Regions from separate parts of the Homo sapiens genome. Here regions 1 and 3 are each linked to region 2. A link is a loop called in an ENCODE intact Hi-C map of the cell type or tissue named here. Cell type or tissue: PC-9. All regions are shown on one strand.

The links. Peaks named below come from ENCODE experiments on the same cell type or tissue, not always from the same donor. Only the 100,000 strongest peaks of a DNase experiment are listed, where the experiment ranks them.
Region 1: a loop joins it to region 2, with 12 times the contacts of the local background. A loop is called at or near these places in 36 of 110 quality-filtered maps.
Region 3: a loop joins it to region 2, with 7 times the contacts of the local background. A loop is called at or near these places in 16 of 110 quality-filtered maps.

Annotation. Positions count from the first base shown.
Region 1 is chr5:39,281,984-39,284,483 of GRCh38, forward strand. It overlaps C9 (complement C9), which reads right to left. Exons shown (of 11, transcript NM_001737.5): 11 at 2,157-2,500. Among named protein-coding and RNA genes, the nearest start is that of FYB1, 64 kb to the left of the region's middle. RefSeq lists a silencer at 1,187-1,351. In PC-9, CTCF peaks have their summits at 1,519 (motif pointing left) and 1,720; a DNase peak (open chromatin) is centred at 1,548.
Region 2 is chr5:39,147,945-39,150,444 of GRCh38, forward strand. All of the region lies in intron 3 of FYB1 (FYN binding protein 1), which reads right to left. Among named protein-coding and RNA genes, the nearest start is that of FYB1, 70 kb to the right of the region's middle. In PC-9, CTCF peaks have their summits at 1,139 (motif pointing right) and 1,342; no DNase peak of the experiment used is centred here; H3K27ac peaks cover 507 bases.
Region 3 is chr5:39,546,502-39,549,001 of GRCh38, forward strand. No RefSeq gene overlaps it. Among named protein-coding and RNA genes, the nearest start is that of LINC02104, 27 kb to the left of the region's middle. In PC-9, CTCF peaks have their summits at 1,236 (motif pointing left) and 1,438; a DNase peak (open chromatin) is centred at 1,240.

The DNA of each region.
Region 1 (2,500 bases), 130 kb after region 2:
TTTCTTTCTTTCCTTCCCTTCCTTCCATCCTTCTTTCCTTCTTCCTTCCTTCCTTCTCTCTCTCTTTCTTCTTCCTTCCTTCCTTCCTCCCTCCCTCCCCCCCTCCTTCCTTCCTTTCTTTCTTTTCTTTCTTTCTTTTTCTTTCTTTCTTTCTTTTTCTTTCTTTCTTTCTTTCTTTCTTTCTTTCTTTCTTTCTTTCTACTCTTCTGTCTGTCTCTGTCTCTGCCTTTCTTTCCTTCCTTCCTTTCTTCATTCCCAGTTTTTATCCCAAAAGAAGATTAGGCCAAAAAAGTTGCAAAATACACTGATGTATCTAATGTCACAAATGTTAGTTATACTTTGAAGATTTTTGACTAATAGTCATGTGTTCTAATAATAGTAATAGCCACTATTACTATTTATTGCTTTTCCAGTCGGTTACAGTATAAATGATCTCAGTAAATCAACCTAACAGTTCTAGGAAAGAGATATTATTTTCCCTGAGCATATTTTAGGGCTTAAGGGTTTAGTAACTTGCCCATTGTTAAATAGCCATGCCATCCCCTTTTCTTGGGCCATTTTGCTGCTCTTAGCATAATGGTAGGTAATGGGCATGAGGTGGGGGTGGAAGAGCAAAGAGTGGGGGCCAAATATCTGTCATAGGACAGATATTTGACTGTCCTGTGAATTACATGTGTATATAAAAATTGTTTCATTAAGGAAAAAAACTGAACTAGCCTTTGATCAGCTCTCGTGAGAATTGACTCACTTATCACAAGGAAAGCATGGGGGAAACTGCCCCTATGATCCAATCACCTCCCACCAGGTCCTTCCTTTGACACATGGAGATTACAATTTGAGATGAGATTTTGGTGGCAACACAGAGCCAGACCATATCATTTACCATTTTGGGCTGTTTTCATAAGTAAATATTGGGAGACTAATTTAGGAGATGCTATTGTTGGGTCCCATTAAACAATTAAAAGGGCTTGCAGGGGAGACAATTGTGTAAAGCCAGGGTGAGAATGCTGACCCACACGTCGAACACTAGACAACAGGTGTATGTTGACTGTCTACTCTGTGATCACTAGAATAAATAAGTGACCTGAATTTTGAGTATAAAAAGGGAAAAGTGTAAAAATGTAGCAAAACTCTGAGCTTCCTTTATCCATCAGGTCCTAGTGAACATAAATACCCATCCCACTTCTCTAACTTCTTTTGATACTGGCTTCTTTCGATAGTGATTTAGTATAACGATCCAACTTTCTGGACTGGGCTTCACAGGGCTGTTGTTTTCACCTGTCCTTTTCCTTGAATTGGTGGTGCACCCCCTCAGAGAGCATGTGGAGTAGGGGGCACCTATAATGCACTCCATTTGGGCAAACTAAGCTACATCTGCTCTCTCCAAACAACAGTCCACGCTGACACATGCTAGGCCTAGTGGGTCCTCATCTTTCCCGGTTTCTAGAGATTCTCCTTTAGTTTAGGCCTGGAGACTTTCTGCTCTGTGTTGATTACTGTTGAGCAGTTTCTGGTGTCTCAATAGTGCTCCCTGCTGGAGATGCTCTATCATCAGATATACCACCTTTGGCAAGAAGTCGGAGGACTCTCCATCAAGTGTGAACCTGGGCTGTTCCTGCTATTCATTACCCTAGAAAGGACTCTGATAAATCATTAAGCTAGCCCTAGGGGGTCTGGTCAAGGCTCAGCTCTTTTATTGTTTGACATTTGTAATTCCTAAGGGTGGAAGGAATTCTCAGGTGTTACTCTAATAACAGCCTTGAGCCAGATGCTCTCCATCAAAAACTCTCTCAATAGTGGATTGTTCAAGAACAGAGTTCAGTATTTATACACATTTAACAAATCTTACTCCTCTCTAATTCACACAGTGTTTTGAAGGGCAGGGGACAGAACTTCTCTGGAGCTCCCAGGGCAAATGCAAGACTCTTAAGGGCCAGGGCACATTTATTAGTATGATCTCCATATCATACCTAACATATTAAAATACATCCCACATCCAGTAATCTTTTTATTTGCTATTTAAAAACAATTTTGAAAATTATTTTTAAAAATTTTGCTTTTGAAATTATTTTCATGTAGGTAATTTAGTTACTGTTATCTCCCAGCAATCAAATGCATTCTTGTGAATTTCTGCCAAGTGAGAGAAAGTAACATAATTTATTTATAAATGTGTGAAATGTTTATTAATAGTAACAATAAAGTTAACATGATACATACTGATGTTTAAGCATTTATTAATTCTCATTTTGCATTTTTTTATTTTGATATATTTTTCCTCTTTTCTTTCTTTCTTTCCTTTTTTTAAAGAGTTCTCAGACCTTTCAAAAGGTCTCAGACCCTAAGCACCATGTTCTCTAATGAATAAGATTGTACAACCAATGTTAATCAGCTTCTCAGGTAGGTAACCTTACCTTATACAACTCATAAGGCTAGGTATTAAGTTGGACTATATAAAATTGATGTTTTTTCTTGTAAAATATGATCAAATAGAAGGAATTTC
Region 2 (2,500 bases):
GCTGGGATTACAGGCGTGAGCCACCGCGCCCGGCAAGTCCACCCTGTCTTCTAAAATTCCTTCCTTGATCCCAATTAGAGATTCCACTCTACACCCTAGGGAGAATTGTAAACCTTAGGGAAGCCATTGCTCCCCGCTGCTCTAATGCCCGGCTCCTGCAATTCTTCCCTTTCTCCACCCTTATCATTATATGTATATTATATGTATTTTTTATATATATATATATATATATATATATATATATATATATATATATATATATATTTGTAGACGCAGGGTTTCATCATATTGCTCAAGCTGGTCTTGAATTCCTGGATTCATGTGATTGGCTCACCTCGGCCTCCCAAAGTGCTGGGATTATAGGCATGAGCCACCATGCCCAGCTGGCCTTTTACTTTATTGGCTATTCATGCATTTAGCTTTTAATTATCAGCAGGTTTTTTTTTTTTTTTTTTTTTTTTTTTTTTTTTTTTTAAAGAAGGAGGAAGAAATCTACATGACACATTAAACTTTGTTCTATACCTGCCTTACTGGGAGTAAAATCTTGCGGCCTTTTCTCTGGAACATGTCTTCCTATATTTAACCCACGAGGAATTTGAAAACTGACTTGTTTAAGCCAACACTTTCCAACTAGTGTGAGAGAAGACTATCTGGCAGCTGGCTACTGATACGGCAAGTCTCAAGTTTCAGAACATTTTAAGCATCTCTAATTAATGAAAAGGTTATAATGGTAAATTCTTACTTTTCCTCCAATTTTACAGACAAAAAATAAAACACACACATAAACAGAAACCAAAAAACCCTTTAAACTAACTATGAATGACTTCAGGGTAAGAACTGTTGAACCTTCCCTTTTCTAACCTTAGTCACTTCCCATTATTTACTATTTTTTATTACATCACTTTTCCTGTCTCATTACTATTAATAACCATGTAATTTGTTTGATATGCCAAAACACAACCATTGATTCTGTTTCAATATGAAAAATTATGATGTTAAAATTATAATTTAAAAAGGTACCAAGAAATGTATTACACTAAAAGGTGTTGATTTGAACATTAAAAATGATAAACATGCTCTTTTGACCCATTTCATTTTCTCTTCAAATGCCTGAGTAAAAATAGCAGAAAATGTAACAAACTGATTTCTGACCACTAGGTGGGGAAACAATACAATTTAAAATACAATATAACTTTGGCCTCAACTACTTTATTTTCAGTTATTTAGGATTTCTGATTCTCACCTGTCTGGAATCTTTTACACTCTTAAAACATCCTGACCTGAATGATATGATTGCAAGTTACTTCTGGGAACAGCTTTAGGAGTAGGCAGAACAGGCTGCAGATGATAAAGTCCACCCTGTCTTCTAAAATTCCTTCCTTGATCCCAATTAGAGATTCCACTCCACATGCTAGGGAGAACTGTAAACCTTAGGGAAGCCATTGCTCCCTGCTGCTCTAATGCTTGGCTCCTGCAATTCTCCCCTCTCTCCACCCTTACCATTTTTCCCTCTTGACTGGATCTTTCCATCAGCCTACAAAAGTGCTGTTATTTCCATCTTTAAAAAGGCTCTTGATCTCATTTCTCCCATCAGTTACTGTCCCATTTCTTTGGTTGCCCTTTCTTTGTAAAGGAGTTGTTTATATTTGCTCTGTCCAATTCCTCTCCTTTCATACTCTTTTAAAGCCATTTCAATCAGCCTTGTATCGCCACCACTCCTGACAACTTCCCCTGCACTGACCTCCACAGTCCTCACTTTTTGGCCTCCACCAGCACCTGACACAGTTTCTCACTGACTCCTCCTTGGATGCTTCCTTTCCTGGGCTTCCAAGACCCCGGCGTTATTGATTGTTCCTGTTATTCTCCTTTGCCCCTTCTCCTCCTCCCAGGCCTCAGAGAGTTACAGTGCCCCAGAGCTCAGTTCCTTTCTTCTCTGTTTACACTCCCTTCCTTGGTCATCTTAACCAGCCTTATGACTTTCAGTGTGAAATGTGTTCCTATTTCTCTCCTATTTTAAACCCAGAACTTCTTACCCAATTGGATGCTTAAAAGGTACCTCAAACTTAACATAGCCATGACCTCCAGATCTTCCTCACCTTTGTTAAACAAAACTTGTTCACCTTTGTTAAACAAAATCTAGGAGGCCATTTTTTTTCGACTAAATTCCCGCACTGGGCCCCAGAAGACCAGATTAAAAATCAAAATGGAGTCACCCACGCTCACCAAACTGAAACTGAGTTGTTATCTGGCCTTTTGGGAAATCAGGAGAGAGAGAGAATGGCCTAGCTGCCTGAAGAGGCCAGTTTTCGCTTTCTGTCATAATAATGAAGCTCTGTTTTAATCTTTACAGGAAAGACTGACCTGAAGTACCTGATGTTAACCAACCCATTATCTTTCTATTGTTCTATCTCCCTGTACCTGCCTTACAAGGAAAGTAACTTTGAAATGACCAATCCACTTTTTGGTTTTTGTTTCTGCTTTCTTTAGTTCTTTTTGTTTA
Region 3 (2,500 bases), 400 kb after region 2:
GACGTATATTGCATACTGTATTCTTTGCTTGCTGACTCTGTTACTGCCAGCCCTCTATCAGTTTCAGTCTATTTTCTGGACAATTTATTGCCTTCTCATATCCTTTTCCCCATAATATCTCTGAGAATCTGAAATGCTTTGCTGTAATGAAACTCCTTAGCCCATATAATATCAGCCTTTAAGGTGATTGTATTGCTTATACACCTGGTCTGAGAGATCATTGATTTTCAAATTCTTCCTTGAAAATCGTCTCTTCTGTTCTTGAATCCCCTATGTCCCAATCAATTCCCCATGAAGTCCATCTTTTCCAGGACTCAATTCACCTGAACTTCAGCATTCTCTTTGGCCAGCCTTCCCTGGAAGTCTACTTAGGGGGCATAGTTGACAATAATGTATATACAGCAGCCACAGAAATGTCTATGAGAGATATCAATATTTTTCAGATTTTAACTTCTGAAGTTCCTACAGGTAAGTGTTTTGTTGATGCTAGAAGAAAACAAGTTATAAGAGGTGTGTGAGCTTGATAATTGCTTAAGATGTTAATAGTCATTTAATCCTTAACTTGGTGGGAATCACATTGTGTGGCTGTAATGTAGGACTTCAAAACAAACCATCAGAAGTGTAAAGACTGGTTTTAATAAGCAGAGAGTTTGGCCTGCCTACTTTCCTCCCCCTCAATTTTTAAATGGGCCCAAGCAATTTGAAAACCAGAATGTACTAAACAGATAAGTTGATGTTTGTGAAACAGATATGTTGATGGCAGCATCAACATATCTTATGTGGTAAAGGGAGCTAAGTTTTTATGAGGCTATTATAATGGCTCTTTTATATACCCTGGAAATCCCATTTTAGACAACCATTTCCATCAGAGACTTCGGGATTGCAATAGGTAGTATGAGATATGTTACATTACGTGGTGATCGAAGTATCATGAAATACTCTTATGCTCTGCAGGCTTTTTATACAAATATGGCATGTATACAGGCAACTTATACAAATATCTAAGGCTTTTTCCTTCTGATTAAAAATTGTTTACTCTGGAATTTAACATTTATTTAATAACGTTTTAAAATAACACGAAGGGGTTTGCGTTAAAATAAGACGTATAAAAGCTGCTAGTATCTGTCAATATTTCATTCTTTAAGTATTCCCTGGTCCCGAAAATGAAATGTTGAGAACGTTGACAATTTCATTTCACAGGAAGAAACCACATAGTTTCTTTATCATAACAGCTCCCCCTGCTGATACAAAGTGAGAGCTTCGTAACTTCCTTTCAACTTTTCAGGGACTCTGGAAACATGGCTGGAAAACATTATTCTCAACTGAACCGTAGCCAGGAAAGTCTCAGGAGGGAATTCTTTCCTGACATAAAATTAAACCTGGCTTCAGCATATCTTAGGGGGGAAAAAGAAGGAAAACTTACTGTCGATGTTTCTTGGCTTGGCTTGCTTTCTGTTCTTAAAGCAACATTATTTTTAAAATCTGCAACAAAGCTTGTCATCTGCCAAGTCAGCCCAAGTCTCCTAGCCTCTCCAGTTAGGTTTCTGTGCCTTGTTGCCCTTTTATGTCCCTTGACTCCACTCAGACTGTTACCATGAATGGATGCCTTTTAACTTACCTGCAGTAGGAGCAAGTAGATGTCACTCTGTTTCCCATGGAAGGGAACCTGGTGCTAAAAGTCCCACAAAGCTCCAGGCATGGTGGCACCTGTGTGGTGATGGAGCTTCCAGGCCACAGATTATATGACCTGGTGCTACTGGCAAGAAAGTAGTAGGTTATTTATTCACCTGAGGGCTTATGCTGTTAGAATCATTGAGTTAAAAAAAAAAAAAGAATTGCCTCTACCAGGGCACTTGTAGGTGAAAGATTTCTTATATTGCATGCATACTTGCCAAAGCAGTGCTGGTTTCTGGTCACCCCCTTCTCTGGCATGACATTCTTTTCTGTTTCCATCAAATGCAAAGACTTAGAGCTTATTTATGGGTGTGAAAGGACTACGGCAAGAGAACTGATCCCTCCCCACTGCAAGGAGCTTTATAGGATGCAGAAGTGGTCATTGTAGGTCTTTGGAAGTTCAGGCATTGGCGCCTGGCTCTGAAATTATTACCCTCATTAAAATGCTTTTCTAGGATTATGGAATGCTACGTTTGGTATCACATAGTCAATATGAACCCTGTGCAGACAGGTAAACAACACATCACACACTCCATATACCTTGCTAAAAAACACCCAGCAGAGACCCTGACAAACTTCAGCACATGCCTGTGTGATCTGATTTAAAATCTGCTCCTAGCAAGTTGCACTGCTTAAGAAAACATATCTTCTTCAATTAGCCTATATAGTAGATGGCTTTTTGGAAGCTAAAGTGTTATATATCTAAGACATTAACTTAAAATGTAAATATTTCAGGAAAGGAGAATAAAGTTAACATTTACACTGAATTATATTTTTAGAGGGAACACCTAGCCACTTACCTAGCCAGGAGGCCCTGATGATAGAG